Linked DNA regions of Mus musculus: region 2 is linked to region 1. The links are chromatin loops, found by intact Hi-C in ENCODE. Cell type or tissue: heart. All regions are shown on one strand. Each heading gives the region's core, and the rest is flanking DNA. Links, peaks and the distances in the headings are about the cores only. Region 1 overlaps Ift81 (intraflagellar transport 81). Region 2 has its middle 15 kb from the start of 1700040P09Rik.

Region 1 (10,313 bases), core at 1,591-9,590:
TAGTGAGCTGCACTTCACGGTATTTTTGAAAAGAAGGTATTCTTATTTTCTTCCAGTGAGTGGAAATGTACAAACTGTACACTGGGTCTTGCTCCGCGTCCCTTCCTGGAAGGTGTTTTCATTGCCTCTCAGCATCTGTCACTCGAGGGCTCGAGTATTTCTCTAGTGCATATTTGGGGGTTTGAGTGTTTCCCCAGGGCCTTTGCCTTTCAGAATGTGAGTTTGACCATCCATGTTTGTCGTGGTAAACACCCACCGGTGAGAAGGACCAGAGGAGCAGGCAGTGTTGGTCAGGAGCAGCAAAGCTGACCCTGAACATTTATATTGGTGAAAATCCTCCCCCAAAAGGTAATTTCACAAGATAACAGAAAACTGAATGTATTTACTATTTTATTCTCGTATTGACTATCCAACTAGGCATCCATCATTTCTCGTAAGAAAGAAGCCAAAGCTGAGGAGCTGCAGGAGACCAAGGAGAAGCTGGCCAGCCTTGAGAGAGAGGTGTTGGTGAAAACAAACCAGACCCGGGAGTTCGACGGCACTGAGGTTCTGAAGGGAGATGAGGTAAGTTGAAGCATCCCATGACTGAAGGTTATGACAGTGAAGTTTGTTCTAGATCACTGACGCGGTTAACTTCTTAAGTGTATGTTGGTGTGAAGTTAATTCATTTAGTAAAAGTTACAAAAACTGAAGTATTAAATGTTTTGTCCTTTTTGAGGTAATATTGACAATTTCTTGATATAAGATATGAAAGACTGGAGTTTTTCGAAACAGTATTCCAGAGTTTCACTTGTCTTTTGATTTAAATTGTGTGTGTGTGTGTGGGGAGGGTGTGCTTGTGAGCATGCATGACTGCAGAGGCCAGAGGTGTTGTGTTTCGTAGAACTGAAGTCACAGTAGTTGTGAACTACCTGATATCAGTGCTAGGACCCAGACTCAGTCCTCTGGAAGAGTAGGGCGTGCTCTGAGCCATCTCTCCATCACCAGTGCTTTTACATTTTAATGACTTAATATTGGATTTATTTAAGTATTAAATTATAAAAGCAAAGCAAACCTAGTAGAATCAAATAGATAAGAATTTGTCTTTGTTGATTAATAAAGTAAGAAAGCTTTATTACTAAATTGCTGTTAGTAGTATGCATTTGACTAACAACCGTGAAAGTGACCTCATCCTGCATGTTTATCTGTTTTAAAATGCTACATTCCTATGCCCTTTGCGTTTTGAGCAATGCTTTAATAATTGCGTTTATGGCGTCAGACTTGTAAGTTAGTGGGGCAGTTAATCTTGATTGCTGATGGCTGAACTCGAGTAGCAAAATACCATTCTTCATTGTTTTCCATAAAATTAGCTCAAGTGCAGCTGAGGGTAAAGCCAGACATCTTGAATAAAGCCCAGAGTCTTGTCTCTGCCCAGTGCTTTCTTACGTAGCAGTTCAAGTGGCAGGCCACAGCTGGACTCCAACACCTTGCCTGTATTCTCTAGCTTCTAGACCCCAGCAGAGGCTCCTTTGAAAAGCTGCACATAGCCAAACCTCATTTTGGACTTTGAGAAGTTCTTGAGTTAATACTGTGAAAAATTGGCCGTGTTCCTTCCCTGTGCCCAGCACAAGTGGATTCTTCCTCTGCTGCAGAGTGTCCCCTGAGCTTCTGACTGTAGCTTTCCAACGTGGCTTTCAGTCTAAAGGGAGCAGCACTGCTAGTGAGGCAGCATGTGGTCGACACATCCTTCAGGAGCTGGGTAGGAGACTCCTGCCTGCTTCCTAGGTTTTATCAACTGTGAAGGCCCAGTGCCAGGGCAAGTGCTGTGACCACAGTGCTGTGGACCCTGCCTCAGGCTCACTGGGCATTCTCTCTATGCACATGTGGGGGGAAGGAACCCAGTGACAAGCTGTAAGCCTTTATTTTCAAGACATCATGTTGTGTAGAGGTATCTGACAGCAGACCAAGAATACTTTTTAAGTGGAAAAAGATAGCTTTGGAATTGCTATGGTCAACTTAATTTTTGAGAAATGTGTGATCAAAACTAGAACAAATCAAGTAAATTATTTGGCATTTACCTAAGAGAACAGAAGGTATTGGGGAACATTATGCGTAATTTCTAAAGAACAAATCTTGGTAGACCAATTTTATTTTCAACTTTGATAGAGGATAGACCATATGGGCAAGGGGAGGAAGCTTGCTCTACTTAACATTACATAAGATGGGCGGCCTTCTCTGGAGTTTCTTATTTGGCATCACATGGTAGTCACTCAACCCCTCTTACTTAAATGTTACCTATCGGAGCACTTGATGAGAGGGTGTTAAGAGAGAGTGGCACGAAGCTGCCTGCTTGTGGCTTGTGCCTGTAAACACAGCACTCAGGAGTGCCTTGAGGCAGGAAGATTGTCAGAAGTTTGAGGCCAGCCTGGGCTACATAGCAAGTGCCAGGCCAGCTTGGATGGACTACATAGACTCTGAGAGAAGGTGGGGAAGGAGGGAGGATGGGTTGGTTGTATAGTGTTTATAAAGGATGCCATGACAGAACCTCGTGCAGAGTGAGGACCGCTTAAGTGCATCCAGGGAGAGCATTGCACAGCTGAGACTTGTCCAAAGTACGGTCTGTGTTTTTACTGACCTTGAAAAGATTCTTGACTTTTCTGAGGATTTTCCGTCTGTAAAATGGGGATGATGGTCTCTAGGAAAAACACATCAAATATTTGATATCAAAGCTTCTTACAAAGCGGGCTGAGTCACCACGTCGCACGTGGAGCCATCATTCTATGGGGGGGGGGGTTTAATGCACGTTGGCGTCGTCTGAGTGCCACTCATCCACATCGGCAAGTGTGAATGTACAGAGTGTGCAGGATGGTTAATGCCAGATGACTAGGTGTGTCTTCCCTGCTCACGATGAAGACTGACTGCATTAGTGCCTACAGGGTCCGTACAGCACCAGACGCTCCGGTGCGTTGGCTTCTGAGACTTCTCTGGTCTCGTTATCACTGCGTGGATATTGTGGAAACTAAAACTCTAGTTCACAGCTTAACATTTGAGAGCAGCGTTCAAACTGGAGCTATTAGAAAACTATGAAATAATTTTCTACTTGATACATAACCTAGATTCAAGATGGAGTAAGACAGTGCTGGTAAGAATTATTGTAGCAGCTGTTCACTGAGCCATTGCCATGTGCTCAGTCTTTAAAAACATACCTTTGGTAACAATAAATAAATAAATAAATAAAATGAATGGCAAACAAGTTAACAAAAACCTCAAATACCCATATCTTTGGTAATGGATGTCCAACAATAGGAATGTACTTGTGATGGTAATCTTGTTAGTGTGATTAGAGTAAGAGACATGTAGAAGATCAGTGCAGTCCAGTTCAAACTTTTTATGTGTATGTGAGTTTTTTCTGTATGTGTATCTATGTGCCATGTGCATGCCTGGTGTCTGGGGAGACCAGAGGAAGGAGATGGAGCCCCTGGAGTTACAGAGACTTGTTAGCCACATGTGGGTCCTCTGGAAGAGCGGCCAGTGCGCTTATCTGCAGAGCTGATTAATCTGCCCAGCTTCCTGAATAGATTGTTATAGTATGAAAGTCGGACTGTTTCTTATCCCCAATCCAACCCTTCCAGAGAGAAACAAGTGATAATGCATCTTTAAATCATGTCAGGCCTGTCTCTGGAGACAGACACAGAAATACTGTTCTGTGGGTTTGAGAAATTTGAGTAGCATTGTACTGTGTTTTGAGTAGAAGCCAAAGAATCTCCTCAAACACCTGTGTAGATTCTAAAAATAATAATTGCATATATTTTTGACACATTCTAATGTAGTTTTTTTGTTCTAGCCATGGAACAGTTTTAACTATTAGCTTCTTATTTGAGTTAACAAATTCCTTTATGGTGTTAGTTTCTTTTGTTTTCCTCAGATACTTTGTAATTTAGATAATATTAACATTTTTTTCTGTAACTTTTATGGGTTTTGAGTGGCTCAGGGTATCTGGGGTTTGTATAGCCTTTCCTCAAGCTCAACATTGTATTTTCACACTATAGCAGGGCAACATCTAGAAGAAGGGTCCCAGCAGACAGGGGGGGCATGTTCACATCCTCTGTTGAGAACAGCCACCTCATTTGTTTTATCTGAACAACGAAAATAAGACTTTGTTTGAGAATAAAATTTCATGTTAAAAAGATTTGAAAGTTACTGGGCAGTGGTGGTGCACGCCTTTAATCCCAGCACTCGGGAGGCAGAGGCAGGTGGATTTCTGAGTTCGAGACCAACCTGGTCTACAGAGTGAGTTCCAGGACAGCCAGGGCTACATAAAGAGATCCTGTCTTAAAGCTAAATTAATTAGTTAATTAATTAAGAGTGAAAGTCAATGAATAAAATAGGTGGGAATCACCCTCCACGGAGCATATAGGAATATCTCAGTGTGACTTTTCAAAATGTTATCACTTATAAGAGAAAACACACTTTAATTTGTAAGTTAGTTTGATATTAGATTCTGGTTAAAAATCTTCATATGGAGGCTGGAGAGGCAGCTTAGTGTTTCTGAGCACTGGCTGCTCTTCTGGAGGATCCCAGGTTCAATTCCCAGCATCCACATGGAATCTGTAATTCCAGGGGATCCAACACCCTCTTCTGGCCTTTCATGGACACCATACTTACGTGATGCATAGACACACTTGGGCAGACACTCCACACATAAAATAAAAATAAAATTTAAATCTAAACAATAACATAAATCCATATATGGTTTAAAGTGCAAGTCACTGCCATTATTCCAAATTAAGACAACTTTGAGTATTGGAACAAGATCTTAAGTGATCTTACCTTTTCTGTTTTGAAGTGTTTACATGTATTACACAGAAGTCTCATTGGGATGGAGCTAGAGCAGCTACACCAGTAGCAGCAGTAATGAGAAGGCAGGACCAAGACAGTGTCGGTGTCTTGGTGGCAGGTGCTGCTGTCAGTGGGCTTCTCTACAAGTAACAGGAAGGTGTTAGCTCCAGGGGAGCCTCTTCTAGGATGCACTCCCTGATGCTGTCTTCCTGCTCACACCTTCACTGTGGCCTTCTCCAGCATATGCTATGCTGACAGCAGTCTCTGTGGACCGTTATAGTCTGTAGCGCTCTTGAGCTCACAAGTCAGGAAACAGTAAAGACCACAGATGCGGCTTGGGTACCAGACACTTGGAATGAAAGCTTCCTTGCTTCCTTCCTCCCTCCTCCCATCCCCTGCTTCCATTTCTATCTACATGGTTTCATTGTGCAGCCTAGGTGGCCTGGAACCCAATATATAGACCAGGGTAGTCTCAAACCCACAGAGATCTGCCTGTCCATTGAAAAGTTGTTTGTTTTTGTTTTTGTTTTTTTTAAATCAGACTATGAATATTAACAAATGTCTTGGCACTATTTTGCAAGCCTCAGTTGATGAGAAAAATTAATCATTCTTCACCCTAGCCATGGCTGTTTACATCTTCAAGTAGTTTTATAATCCTGATCACAAGGTTAAATTTGCTATTTAATATGGTAGCCTGTAGCCAATTCTTTTGGTGTGATATTTTGCCATTTTTTTAGTCAACAATCTAAGCTTGTAGGCTATGTTCCCAGGGTTTTCATTCAGATTGGAGTATGTCTTTTGGGTCTAAATTCTTTTAAAGCACCAAATGAACCTGAAGGGTGTGTACGTTCCCCTGGTCCATGGGTTGAGAGGTCACCGTTGGGTGCAGCCCATTGCACCCTCTTCCCCACCATCACCAGACGCTCGGCAGTTCGGAAAATGTGCTTAGTCAAATACTATTATAAGCAGCTTTAAAAACAGCCAAGCATTTCATTCTGCAGCCACCACCAGAAATCCTAGAGCTAAATAGGGAAGATTATGAAATCTTCTTTAAGGACTTCAAAGAGAAGCAGCGTGGAGATAAGGGAATCCTGGCAAGATCTGCTGCAGCTGTCAGTTCCCGAAAAATTGGGAACCAAATTTTGACACTTGTGGTTGAATCATCCGCCCTTCCAAGTGAGCCGAGGCAAGCCTGCCTGCCTGCCGTATTTTTAGAGCCTTTCAAATCGCATTGTTCTCTATCATAGCAGGGCCTATGGGTCCTAAAATTTCCTAAGACAGAGAACAAAATTGGACCAAATAAATTTGGCTCAGCTTACTATAATAGAAGTAGTATGTGATGCAGGCAATATTAGATTTTCAGCTTTTTTCTTGGAACATTAACGGCAGGTGAAGCGTTCATTAGAGTGAGCTGTGAGCTGGTGGTCTGATTCCTAGGAGAAGCACAGAGACTTGGGAGGGCGTGGTCCGCTCTCTTAAGATAGACATTCCTGGGCCAGCCTCTGCTTAAGGCTGATTGCAACCAGCACATATAACACTGTTCATTATAGACTGTAAAGAGGGCACAGCTAACTAGCTACTACCATATGCACATAATTACATCGTTCATGCTTGCCTGCTGAGATTTTCTAATTTAAAGTTTAAAATGTAATACTAACAGGTTGGGAAAGGTTGGGATAGTATTTGTGTACGTGTTTATGTTACACTGGTTATGCTGGGTGTTGTGAACAGACGGCCATTTTAGCAGAAAACAAAGGTTGCTTTGAAACATTTTCTTTTTGCTTAGAGTAGGTAGCAGCTCTGAGAGCAAACTTCTGAGCCTGTGAGCGGAAAAATAGCCTGACCAATGGGAATGCTATCTTTGGACACAGCATGTTGTTTGTACATAGTGGCATCCCATCCCTGAACTCTTTAGCTCCCTCAAGCCTATTTCTATGCACTTTTTATTTAAATATCATTTGACCAGACAATTGGCAAAGATGTGATTTAATTGAGACATGGAAACTAGCACGGGGGTTGGACTAATGGGATTTGAGAACAGACAGTACTCATTCTGGTCCACTTGTAAGAAGAAACTTGAGAGCTTGGTGGAATTTCTCATTTCTCCTTTAAACTATGCATGGCTCTTCATAGTCCTGAGCAGCAGAACGTTCATTCCTATTGTGTAGCTGTCTTGTGAAACCCTTCCAGCTTAATTGCTCAGAATAAAATTTTCATGCTGGATATTGAAGCAAAAAAAAAAAAAATTGGAGTAGGGGCAGATTCTTGTTTTCAGGTAAGTGTTCAGAACGAGGTTGAAAGTCCAGTAATTGTTTTGTAGTTCCCGGTGGGCTTGCGAAGTGTCAGGAATAGGTCAGCCCAGATTCTGATCATTACTGTAAAAGGTTAGGAACACAGTAAGCAGATAAAAGGAGAAAGAACATTTGTCAAATTCCATTTCGATCATGAAGGAGCTGAGTCTATAATATTGTTCCTAAAGGCACAGCTAGCACTGTAAATCATTAATCCATTACCCACCCCAGTGCCTGCAGATAGATTAGTTCCACATAAGAGCGTGTTCCCTTAGCACCTACGGCCTAAACCGAAAAGCATGAATCCTACTGACCTAAGCATTCACAGTGGGGGCTGCTCTTTCCCAAATGACAACATTGGATTCCATGTGTATAATGGTACACAGGATTGATGATAGTACTGAATTGCACTTTTCTACCCAATGGCAGGCTTGGAGTTTCACTGTAATGAGGACACATTTGTTTGGGTGACCTATTACAGTGCAAAATGGGAAGCTTTTATCTTAATCTTGCACAAATGTATTGCTTATATCCTATGCCTTTATTTTCCCCCTTTAAAATGACTTGTTTTTTTCAAACAAGTCTCTTGACTGGTGAAATAGCTCATTGGTTAAAAGCACCTACTTGCTCTTTGGAAGGACCAGAATCCACATCAGGCAGCTCACAGCCACCTGTAACTCCAGCCTCTGGGAATTTGATGCTGTTTTCTGGCCTCTGGGAACCTGCACACACACTTAGGCGCATGTGCACACACACACACACACACACACACACACACACACACACACACCCCAAATGATGATGATGATGATAATGATGATACTACTACTACTAAAATCGTTTAAAGCCTGGGGATGGCACTCTGTTTAAGCTTTTGTAAAAGACCCAGGTTCAAGTTCCCATCATCCACACAGTGGTTCAGAACTACTCCTAGCTCCAGTTCTTGGGGACCTGCTGCCTTCTTGTGACCTCCGCAGGCACCAGGCACACCTTTACAATTTTGTTTGTGATTGGCAAGGTGGCACAGTCAGTAGTGTTTGCTGCTGAAACATGAGGGCCCCAGTCAGTGTCCTCCACCACCAAATAAAATCCTGGTGTGATATCAGCCACATACATGTGCAAGTTCACACACATGAACACACGCAGTGAAACACTGTGTCTTTAAAGATAAAATGCTTAAATTTTGGAATGACTTCCTTTGGAAGTCATTCTTTTCATTTTAAATTTACCTTTTCATTTCCTTACATGTGAATATATCTGTGTGCACAGAGCACCTGTGGAGGTCAGGGGATGGCATGAGGGAGGCAAATCTCTCCATTCACTCTGTGGGTCCCAGGGTTAGAGCTCAGGTTGTCAGGCATGGCTGCAAGTGCCTCATTAGCATGAAACTGATTTCTTTTAATAAAAGACTTGCCTATTAATTTGAGTGTGTACACATGCACATGCCCAGCACAGGCGTAGACACAGGAGGAAGCTTCTGGGAGCTGGTTCTCTCCTCCTGCCTCCTGTGCATTGCCGTCTCTGTTGTTTCTGAGCTGCACGATTCTCCGCTCTGCTTCCTGGCACTTTTCAGACATGCTAGGATCACAGATGTACACGGACACATGGGGCTTTCTGCATAGGCTCTCGGGACGGAACCTAGGCCATCAGGCTCAAATAGCAGGGACTGTTTCCTGCTGTGCTGCCTGCCAGCTGCTTACAGTGATTCTTGGAAACATCTACTTTGGAATTATTCTTCTTTAGAACTATTTTAAATAGCCTCTTCTACATTTTAAACATTTACTTATTTTAAAGTGTATAAGTGTTTTTCTACATGTGTGTTTGTGTAGCACATGCATGTGTGTGTGTCTATATGTACATATACATGTATGTATGTATGTATGTATGTATGTATGTGCCTGGTACCCTCAGAAGTTAGGAGAGGGCAGGAGATCCCCTAGAACCAGAGCTATGTGGTTGTAAACGCCCATGTGACTGCTAAGACCCTAAGTGCTTGTAACTGCTGAACCATCTCTCCAGCTCCACTCTAGGGCATATATTTTTAAAACTTTTATAACTAAGCATAGAACATTTAAGGTTTTTAGGCAGTGGTGGTGGAGGGTTTTTTTTTTGCTGTTGATTTTGTTTTTTGAGACAGGGTTTCTCTGTGTAGCCCTGGCTGTCCTGGAACTCACTCTGTAGATTAGGCTGGCTTCAAACTCAGAGATTTTCCTGCCTTTGCCTCCCCAGTGCTCAGATTAAAGTGTGCGTCACCACTGCCTAGTCAAGGTTTTATCTTTCAAGCATAATCTAAGAAGAAAAATTTCAACTAATTTTTTATGTTAAGATGCATTCATTTGCCAGATGTAGTAGTGTACTTTTTTAATCGCAGCACTTGGGAAGCAGAGGCAGGTGGATCTCTGTGTTTGAGGCCCGTCTGGTCTGGTGTACATAGTGAGTTCAGGACAGCCAGAGCTACATAGTAAGATCCAGTCTCAAAAAATCAAAACAACAACAACAAAAAATTATTTATAACAGTATATGTGTGTCATTAGCAAAACAACAGCCCTTTCATTTAGGACCAGTGTGTTGTTATTTAAACAATGGAATTGCACTGTTGATATTTTAACCCGTGTTTGCTGACAGAAATAAATATAAAAGTCACACAACTTTCATTACCACCTCCCTTCCCTCTAAAGGTCATTTACTTACCTCTTTGATCAGTCTGGCTTGTAAAATTCAGCAATATTTTTGAAGTATGTCCGCAGTTACTTTAATGAGAACACTTTGAAGCACTTTTTCCCAAGTGCTCACAGACCCAGGACGGTGGTGGTAGCAGCAGGCTCCTTTTAGCCTAAAAGTGGGAGGAGAAGTCTTTCAAATCTTATTTTTAATGATGGTTCTTAAATGTTTTAGCTTCCCTTTTAGCCTATAGCCCACCAGAGGTAGTGGGAAAGAAAGAAAGGATACAGAGTGGGAGGGTGGAGAAGTGAATCTACTTATAGAAAGGTTCTTTGGAGCAGCTCCTATCTGTGTTGTCTGGAAATCGGCAGTTCAGTTTACAGGTTAGCAGTGACAGCTCAATCCACTGGCAAACACTTCATGGATACACTAATAGTCTAATTCAGTAGCAAACTCGAATCAGCAGCAGTACCTAGCAGAGAGAAACAGGCATCAGTCTTGGCACGAGTCAGTAGGAGGGATCCGGAGGGACATCAGGAGAAG
Region 2 (10,313 bases), core at 1,315-9,314, 57 kb after region 1:
CACACATGTGTCATTCAAAATCAAGTCTCTAAACCCTTGAACCACTTCATATTTTATTATTTTATTTCATTCCTTGAGAAAGAGTCTCACTGTGTAGCCCTGGCTGGCCTGGAACTCACTAAGACCCTCCTGCCTCTGCCTTCTGACTGCTGGGATTAAAGATGTGCCCCCACTATGCCTGGTGCCTTGGCCACTTTGAAGCATACGTTTCAGTGGAGTACATTGGTTTTGTTGTACAGTCCAGACCTCTTTACCGCTCGCAGAAACTCTGTAGCCATTGCATAGCAAGCTCCCACTTTCCCCTCCCACCACCTCTGGCTGTCCTGCCTGTGTAAGTGTGGTCGCCCGCGGCACCTCAGGGGAGTGGGATTGCAGCATTTGCCAGCGTCTGACCGGCTTGTTTCCTTGGCAGGTTGCCCTCCAAACCCTTTCCCTCTCTGTCACTGGGGCTCTGGGCCATGGCAGGTGTGTCTTGTGCCTCCTTTGGCTGAACATTCCATTGTGTGGTTTTACTCCAGTTTGTGTCTTCACGGGCTCCTAAGCATTTGAGTTGTTCCTATTTCTTGACTACCATGGAGAATGTTGCTGTGAGCATTCAGCTTCTGTGTGGCCATGTTTTCCATTCTCTTGGAGTCAAACAACACCTCCATGTTCAACTTCTCAAAAGAATTGCAAGCTGTTTTCCAAGCCATCCTCTGCCCAGTGAAGCACTGTCTGAAGATTCCCACACATCCACATTGTTGCCAGGGGGTGTTGTGTTTTATTCCTGTTTGTTTGTTTGTTTGTTTGGGGGTTTTGCTGATTTGGCTTGGGTTTCTGGTTTTGTTTTGTTTTGTTTGTTTGTTTGTTTTGTTTGTTTTCAGGCAAAGTCTCATTTAGTACAGGGTAGCTTTGAACTGACCTCAGTTGTTGGATCTTCCTGTGCCTCTATCCTGCGATCACAGGCTTGGGCCACCAACCCCCGGCCGACATCACTTGTTATTGTCTCTCTCATCATTACATGGCAACCTGGGTCGCAGCTGTATTGCACCTTCACATCTCCCCAAAGCTGGTTGCCCAGGCTAGAACCTTTGGAGCAATGTCCAACAGACGTCGTGAGCTTGGGTCTCTTCCGCTTATCTTCGCCATTAACTAGGATGTGTGCCGTGTCTGTGTAGTAGACAGTTTATCAGACTGGGACACTCCCTTCTATTCCTGGAGTGTCTCTCTCCTAAATGGATGTGTGTGTGTGTGTGTGTGTGTGTGTGTGTGTGTGTGAGAGAGAGAGAGACAGAGACAGAGACAGAGACAGAGACAGGCAGACAGAGAGGAGACACACACAGAGAGAGAGAGAGAGACAGAGACAGAGACAGAGACAGGCAGACAGAGAGGAGACACACAGAGAGAGAGAGAGAGAGAGAGAGAGAGAGATGTGCTGGGATTCCTACTTTACCTTTGATCCTTATTTATCACTTTCATTAGCTGCATGGAATGGTTGTATTTTTACTCCTTATCCATCAGTTTTTATGGGACACGTGGTCTATGCTGGACACGACAGTGGATGCTGAGGTCCTGTCTAGAAGGGAAGGAGCCCTGTGCATCCCTGGATCGTACTCCCAAGTGCAACAGACACCAAGTGATCGAACCAGGTGACTCAGTCCTCTAAGTCCACTTTCCCTTCATTTAAGATGAAACACACAAGCAAAGTTTCTCCGAAAAAGAATCCTTTAAATCTAGACGCAAGTCACAAAGCCATTGTGGACAGTAGGCTGAGCCTTTCACCTGGGAGTGCTCTATCTAGTGCAGAGGCTTGGAGGCTGGAGGAAGTTCTTTGTGTGTAAGGACCAGCAAATGTCCACTGTGACCAGGGCAGAGCCTAGGTGATGAAAGCTGAAGCAAGGGGAGGGAAATAGCGTTCATAGGGGGAGGGCATGGTAGCACCTCGCTGTGGAGCCCAAGCTGCCTCAAACCCATGACAGGCCTCATGCCTGTCTCCTGGATGTGGAGTTACAAGCATGAGCCACCCCGCCTGTCTTACAGTTTATTTTTTAACACGCTGATATGATATTCAGTGCCTCTGAGCAGGAGGAGGACATAATCTGGCTTGGATTTCATTTTTTTCTTATTTTTAGATTTACTTTACCACATGTTTATGAGTATTTTGCCTCATATACATAATGAACGCACATCACATGTGTGCCTTGTGCCACTGGAGGTCAGAGAGTGTTGGATCCTTGTTTTTTGTTTGTTTGTTTGTTTGTTTGTTTGTTTGTTTGTTTTTTGGTTTTTTGAGACAAGGTTTCTCTGTATAGTCCTGGCTGTCCTGGAACTCACTCTGTAGACCAGGCTGGCCTCAAACTCAGAAATCCGCCTGCCTCTGCCTCCCGAGTGCTGGGATTAAAGGTGTGCACCACCACACCCGGCGAGTGTTGTTGGATCCTATGCAGCTGGAGTTAAGGATGGTCATGAGCCATCATGTGGGTGCTGGGAACCGAACCCAGGCCTTCTCAAAGACCAGCAAGCTCTCTTAGCCACAGAGCCATCTTTCCAGCTCCCTCTCACCCAATTTAGAAGAAAAGCTTTGAAAATCTAAAGCCCGGATCATAGGGCTGGAAATATTTGTGTTGGCCACGGATTTTCAGTTACCCATGGATGTTAGATAACCAGTTGATAGTCAGAAACCCTATGGGGAGCCCAGAAAGGCATGGAAGACTCAGGTGATTTCACATCTGAGTGTGTGAGTAGCGTCTGTTGTAGCTAGGTCACTGAGGCTGCCTTGCTCTCCGGCTTTGGGGAGTAGTGAGTGAATACTGTTGAATTGCTGGAGGGGGTGAGAGGCCCAGTTCCTTCATTTGTTGGTAGAGAGGCCATTAAGTAAGGCATAGTTTTCTTCAGGGGCCACAGAGGTGGGAAGTAGGGGCACTTAAATAGTCTTCCTGGGGAGACATGAGCTGACATCTGCTCACCCCGTAGGAATCCAAGGACAGAGTAATAATACCACCAGGGCTCAACCTGTTTAACCAAGGCATCTGTTAGAGATTGCTTACAGGACCGTGGATGAGTCAACGACAGCTGTATCACCAACAGCTTACCCCAACATGAGTGATAACCAGAAACAAAACAAAACAAAACAAAAACAAAAACAAAAACAAAAACAAAAAAACTGCCACCTTAGAGCTGTCTTTACAACCCCGGAGCTGTCAGTTTGACACCTGGGAGAATCTCCTTGCCTCAGGAGCCCTTGCTGCTTATATAACCTTAGGGAGGGAGGAGCCTTGAGAATCTGGTTAGTTTTGGGTACTTCCTGATACTTGTGAGTTGTCTGCATCCCTCTCAGAGGATCTCTCCTCTAGGATGGACCTTTTAACTTGGAGGAAATTGCTACTCAACAAGCATCTTGCCATAGTATCCACCCAAGGATACTATGTGAGGAAGACAGCCCAGGAACTGGAGGCTCGCAGCCTCCTCACTTACAAGTCGTGATGTGTCAACTACAAACTGTATTTTTTTGGACTCTTAGCAGGTGTCTTATAGAGATTGTGGGGACATTTCCCACCTTCCCTGCCCCTTTGTCCCAGTCCCCATCTTCCCTCCCATGTCCACTCCTTTATATACAGATATGTGCACAGCATTCAAGGGCATTCAAGGGTGTCGCCTTTTAGTCTAGGACCCATAACACTTTCCGATGGGTCACTAAACCTGAGCCCACACCCACAGGCATCTCAGATGTTAAAGAGCAGGAGTCAGTCCTTCATTCAGGTTTTGTCCTTGCCAGCTACTTGTCTCCACCTCTGTCCCATGGGACACAGGGACCACAGGACAGCTTTGACCACCCTGACCCCTTGGAGAGGCACCTAACAGAACTCTGTGCATAAATTTTTGCACAACAGCCCCCTTGGGTGACTAGTACAAATGAAAATACTGTAAATACTTATGACGAACAGGCCATTTGAAACCAAATCATTCCATTCACTTGCTTTTTAGCAGGAAACAAAGGGCACCCTTTTGTGAGAGTGGGAAATGAGGGTGCCCGCACAGAGCCTGTCTGTGTCAAAGGTCAGAAGACTGGTGGCCCTGGGCTGAGCTGCTCAGCCCCTGTGCCAGGCTGCAGGTGCTGGTTGCTCTGGTTGCTCTGGTCGCAGAGACTCACAGCTATTCAGCCTTGGCCAGCTCAGTCCTTGGCATTGACTTTGTGGAGTCGATTAGCATTGCTCCTGAAGTTAGACTCCAGGATCTCTCAGAAGAGTAGTGGAGGAGGACAAGCAGCAGATGCTGAAAGAGAAGCTAGAGAGGGAGTCATGTTGATGCTGGTGGGACGCTCTCTGTGCGTTTATGTGCACGTATAGAGCACACCTGCCTTGACCCCATGGTTGACTAGCAACATACCTCCTCCCCTGGCTACCTGCCAAACACAGACTCACACACATACACAGAGAGAGAGAGACAGAGAGAGAGAGACAGAGAGAGAGAGCTCTATAGAGCTCCTTAGCCTGCAAAAAAATCTTTCTCCTGAGACATCAGTAATGACTTGTAATGACAGGTTTAATGGTTTATAATTCTGCCGGGACCACCTACCCAGAGGCCACGCCCTACTGACCTGCACAACCAAAGACTAAGCCTGAGTGCTCCCCGGTCCGCTGGAGTGCTCCCCGGTCCTCTGGAGCCGGGAGAGCTGCCTCCTGCTTTGGTTCAGTCTAGTTTGCCATGTGACTTTGACCATGTTACTCATCCTCACCATAATTCAGGGCTCTGACTTCTAACACAGGACCGATGGTTCTTATCTCCTGGCATTGTAGGGAGAACAGAGTAAATTCCGGTCTTTGAGTGTGTGTGTGCATCCAGGAGACAAGGGGGCCTCCAAAAATCCAGTGTTTTCCTCTTGCTTTAAGGTGGGAGGCTTTTACGGGCTCTCTTATGCAAGTCCTTAGGAGGCATTCACTCAGGGAACAGACTGGGAAAAGGCGAGCCTGCTTACAAAGGAGAGGGCCTGCAAGTCTCCCTGCTTGGAGAGTCTGCAGCAAGTGCTGGCTAGCAGCCTGGAGTGGAGGTGGGGCTGACTAGGTGGCTTGTTTTGCTAACTTCTGGTTTCCCTTTCCAGTCTGGTCTGTTTCTGGGTCACTAGTTGGATGGGTCACAAGTTACAGGATAAAATACAACATCCCAGCTGCTGAAGGCAGACAGGTGGACACTCTATTGCCCAGCCTGCCCTGCTGGCAGGGGAGAGGAAAGTAGTGAGTGGAGGGAGAGAGAAGAGAGGGCATAGCCTTTTTATGACCCTGTGACTCTTTAAGGGAAACCGTGATCTTACAGCTTTGTCCCCATGGGTCTGCCCTCTGTGTCACATGCTGAAGAGTGAATTGCAGGTTTCTTGTCTTCACCAGAGAGCCTCAGGTTCTGCTTTCAACGTTGTATTTGTCTCCTGATGTTGCTATACAAACATCCAACTTGATGGCTTAAAACAGGACTGTAGCCTTAAATTTCTAAGGCCAGAAATCCAGAGGTCAGGGTGTCCGACTGGTCAAGTCCCCACTAGGGCCTCTGAAGGGCATCCATCTTGCTTTTCCAGCTTCAGGAGCCTAGCACTTCTTGGCTTGAGGCCCCTTCCTCAAAGTACAAGGATCTTTCCCTAGTTTAGAGCCTCCCACCATGTAATGAATCATAATGGGCTCTGGCCCCAGCCTGTCCTAGCTCCTGTCCTCAGTCCTGCCTTTCTTCCTTGGACTTTTCCTTTATGAACTGTGTGTTTTGTCTTGTTTTAGTCTGTATGGATCTCACCGTGTAACAACTCCAGGCCAGCCTCAAAGTAGTGACCCTCCCAGGGCGCACTCCCAAAATCCGGGGTATGCTACCCTGAGCTCAGCTTCCTTCCTAGGCCTCCAAGGGACTTCTTAGAGATGGGAGATTATTTCATTGCAAGAGACAAAGGGCAGGGTCAGCGATTGTTAGTCTTAGGAAGTTTCCCTAGAACAGAGAGAGGAGCCTCTTGAGTTTGGGGGCTGTGGACACTGGAAAGACAGAGAGTCCAGGCATAGGAAGAAGGGGGACCCAGTATGCTTGAACTATAGGAGACACAGACAAGAAGGGTACCAGTGGCCCACATGTTGGTGTGACAGCCTTCCCCTTTGCCTTTCCCGCAGGGCGACTTCACCGAAGCACTACCACACTTCCCAGGTCTTGGTGCTTTTATTTTTAGTTTAGGGTATTTTCTATTGTTTGAAGGTTGCCTTGCAACCCTTTTGCCTGGAGGCTTTAAACAATATAGGGTTTCTTTGCTGAGCAGCAACAGTAGCCAAGAGAGACCGAACATAAACTTTTAAGTCTATTTTTTCAGAGTTTGTAAATCAGCAATGGCTTTAAACAGAGGAACAAGCGCCCCCAACTTGCCCCTCCTGGGGGAGGGCAGAAGGGTGCCTGGCAGAGAACACTGTGTGGACTCTTATCGTCTATGCGAACGCAGGGACAAGCTCCAGAGTAGGAAAACAAAACATCTGCTATTAATACACCCGAGTCCTCCAGCACACGGCTGGATTCGATTATTTGTGAAAGGGAAAGATACTCTTTACCCTCTAGAGCTCTCTTGCCAGCCAGGGCAGAGCGGGCAGAGGCAGTGCCCTCCGTGATGCGAAAGGGGTGGTCACCCAGGCCTAACTTTGGACAGGAAAGAGAAGAGAAGCCTTCAGACTCGTCCCAAGAGGAATGCTTTGCCTGGCTTGGGATGTCTGAAGCCCTGATGGCTTCATTCAGAATTAAGAAAGAAGAGGGCCCCACCCACTCAGAGGAGAAGACCGTGGGTAGGGGGGTGGGGCTCTGGGAGATTGTGGGAGGGGTGACCGGGAGAGGGGCAGTGAGTGGGATGTAAAGTGAATAAGTAAAATAAAATAAAATAAAATAAAAGAAGGGGGCGGGGTGAAACAGGCTCAGTCAGAAAGCTCGGCAGGGAAAGGGCCAGAGTACCCTGCCTCTCCATCACACAGGCATCATCACTATGTCTATGTCCAACTGCAGGAGCCAGAGACCCAGGCAGCCTTGGCAGGGAGCAAGGCTAAAAGAGGACAAAGCTGAGAAGAGACAGAATGGTGTGTGGAGCAGATACAGGGTCTTTAGCCCTCTCTCCTCCCAGTGACAAAGTGTCCAAATTGGCAGGGGTTGCCTAGATGTCTAGTTAATGATAAGCCTTCAGCTGGCAAAGAACCAGAGGGAGGGGTGAAGGGGAGGGGGCAGGAGCACACACAACACCTAGTCCGGTGCCTGCTGGGTCACCCCAGAGGCTCCACAGTGTCCTAACTGCCTGGAAGGTTCCCTGCTTATCACCCACCAAAGTTAGGCTGCTGCCTCAAGCCCAAAGAACATTCGAGCAGCCAAGAGCCTCGGGCAGACACTGGGAGAAGAGGGCCGTGCTAGCCGGGCCTGCCCTCTCCAAGAACAAACAGGACAAAGGTCACTGTACTCGGAGCCGCCTCTCCCATCCTGCCTGGCTCCTGTGCCACATACCACAGTTCGTCCTGGCATTGCCACACCAGGCAGGTACCCGCCGTTTCTGTGCCCATTCCAGATCTTATTTCCCAAGTGGGACCCAGTGCCATCCTAGTGGAAGCGATGGTGTCCCATCACCTTAGAACAGGAAAGCCATCATGTCGGAACCTGTTGGGGAGCCACGCTTGCTTGTGACACATTTAGATGCGAGTATATATGAGAGGAAAGAGTCTTTAACCAAAGCCAGCTAGCTCCCTGGCCTGCCTACAGAAGCCGCTCTCTGTGGGAACGCGGCTCTCCAGGCCACCTTAGAACCTAAGCTGACTGACAGTGTAGTACTGCCATCCAGGCAGGCTTGGATCCGTCTCTCCTCCAGCGGCTCCAAGTATCTACTGGGCTGCTCTTTGAGAATTCAAATAAGTTGGAGACCACAGAGTTTGGCAGGAGTAGGCAGGCCTGGCACTGGTTAGCCAGAGACAGAGCAAGGGAAAGAAGGCTTGGGCATTGTGAGCCGCTGAGGTCCTGGCCCACGGCCTTCTTGCTGGGTGGGTCTGAGGGGAGCTGCTGCTTTTTCTTGTCTGGGGATGGCCTCCAGGCCCTGAGATGATGGGCATGTAGCCACAACGCTCACCGAAGCCCAGACCGCACAGAGCACACCGCGTGAATTCTCTCTTTGTTCTGTTGCTGTTTTGTTTTTAATTTATGTTTTTGAGACAGAGTCTCCTGTAGCCTAGGCTGGCCTCAAACTCACTATGGAGCCCAGGTTGACCTTGAACACCTGGTCTTTCTGTCTCCATTTCCCAAGTGCTGGGATTACAGATATGAACCATCATGTCCAGGGTGTCTCCTTGTTTAACCTCCACGATACCTGTGGCTCAGGTATAGCACTGACCCACCAATGAGTGAGGACGGAGACTCGGAGAAGTTGAACCGCTGTATGTGTGCCTGCATGAGCCCTGGCTGTGACTTAGCCCCCCTGCGCTGTGAGGACAGGATAGTAGAATTGGAGGCCTTGCGCAGGCTTCTTAGAAGCTACAGCTCCTGATTTATGCTCCTCAAAGCTGTCTGAGGAAGTTGTTTAGCTTCTAAGGTGATAGATGAGGACTGGGTCTTCTGTTTGGAGAGCCTAGGGCGGAGGGTAAGTCAGGACAGTTTCTCTCCTCTGGTCCCCAAGGGCTCCACAGGCCAACTGCTGGCCAGTGTTTACATCATCATTTTTAAGGCACTGGCCTTAAGCACAGCCACTCGAAGCTCACTCACCCCCCTTTCTCTGTCTCTCTGCTTCTGTGTGTGTATGTGTGTGTGTGTGTGTGTGTGTGTGTGTGTGTGTGTGTGAAGCCGAACAGGAGCACTTCCCACCCATTCCCTTTGACGCAATCAGCACCAGCCAGAAACCCAAGACCCAGCTGAAAGCCCGGCTAATGCATGTTTCCGTAGACAAAAACACCTTTTGTGGCCAAGCCACTTTGGGTGCCGGGGTGCTCTGCATCCCTGCCGTGACCCCCAGGAGCCAGCTGGCCGAAGCACTTGTACAGATTGGGGTGGCCACGGCAGCTTGCGTGGAGTGTGGGAAGAGGATGCCTGGGCCACAAGCATTTGTGTCCAGGGCCTTCTCTTTAAAAGTCTCTTAGCAAAGGAGGAGGGTGGAGGCGTTTCTACAGCCGGGGAAGAGCCTCCCTCACATGTAGCTCTGAAAGGGAAATTTTAGTCCAGTACCTCTCAGCCCTGCCAACAAGTGCGCCACTAGCTGCCCCATAGCCACTTAGGGTACTCTTGTCCCCTTCTATGGGCATGCAATGCTGGTGGAGGACCCTTGTTCCTCTGGCTGTCCCCAGGAGCCACAAAGACCACAGTCTAATGTCCCAGCTGGCCCATCAGCTTTGCCCACACTGCTTCTGAATGTATACTTACTGGCCACAGGTCCCAGCTCTCCTGTCCCTGTGCCCTGCTGTCCTCTGGTTAATAAGCAGCTCACTTAAAGACACCGAGGAGCCTTTGGAGAAGCAGAGAAAGCCTGTGGTTCCCAGAGTGCAGGCCAGGAAGGCCTGGACTCAGCCCAGGATCTCCGGGCCTGTTCATGTTCTCTACCCTTTGTAGGCTTCCTTGTGGACGGCAGAGGATCCCCACCCAAAAGCCGCAGTAGACAGCTAGGTGAGGCAGTGAGGTAGTTATTAATCACAGGGAGGCATGCTGAAGCCTGAGGTCCCTTCCTGGACGAGCTTTAGTTTTTTTTCCTGAGAGACCAGATCTACGAGCTCCCTGAACTTCAAGCACTAACCTCGATCCCCCCTCTCCAGGGCCCAGCAACTGCTGGGGTGGCTCTCTTTCCACCCACCCCTTCCCACCCATCTGCCTAGCCAACCTCAGGACCTTTGGATTTGACCTTGAGAAGTCTCTGTAGAAGGGAACACTGGGGAGTGTGTATCACACACACACACACACACACACACACAGAGAGAGAGAGAGAGAGAGAAAGAGAGAGAGAGAGAGAGAGGCCACTGGCTCTAAATCCAACAGCACAAGGGGAGTTGGAGCCCCTCCCAGGACTTGCCCATTCTCAAGGTCTTGGTGACCTTTCACACCTCCTGCAGGGATCCCCATTGCCAGCAGAACTGTTTTGTTGAAGCCCAGCAACAGGACAGGTTGAACAAGAGATCTCTTGACAAATGCTTAATCCTCCCTGACTTGGCCTCGGGTTGCTTAGCCAAATTTATCGGACACTGCTGGTGCCCACGGAAACATTACCTTTGTTCCAGGCATTGTGTCTGGATGTGGGAATCCAGGGTCAACAAGGTGGAGGCCCTGTTCTTGAGGACAGACTAGTGAGAGAAATGGTATAAAACAGAGAGCCCACTCCTTCC

The links. Hi-C counts contacts between places; a loop is a spot of excess contacts. Peaks named below come from ENCODE experiments on the same cell type or tissue, not always from the same donor. Only the 100,000 strongest peaks of a DNase experiment are listed, where the experiment ranks them.
Region 2: a loop joins it to region 1, with 4 times the contacts of the local background. A loop is called at or near these places in 2 of 42 quality-filtered maps.

The regions. Positions count from the first base shown.
Region 1 is chr5:122,581,331-122,591,643 of GRCm38, reverse strand. It overlaps Ift81 (intraflagellar transport 81), which reads left to right. Exons shown (of 19, transcript NM_009879.4): 11 at 418-564. Among named protein-coding and RNA genes, the nearest start is that of Ift81, 28 kb to the left of the region's middle. In heart, for the core only: no CTCF peak of the experiment used is centred there; a DNase peak (open chromatin) is centred at 5,833.
Region 2 is chr5:122,524,178-122,534,490 of GRCm38, reverse strand. No RefSeq gene overlaps it. Among named protein-coding and RNA genes, the nearest start is that of 1700040P09Rik, 15 kb to the right of the region's middle. In heart, for the core only: no CTCF peak of the experiment used is centred there; DNase peaks (open chromatin) are centred at 5,010, 6,570, 7,340, 8,810 and 3 weaker places; H3K27ac peaks cover 6,326 bases.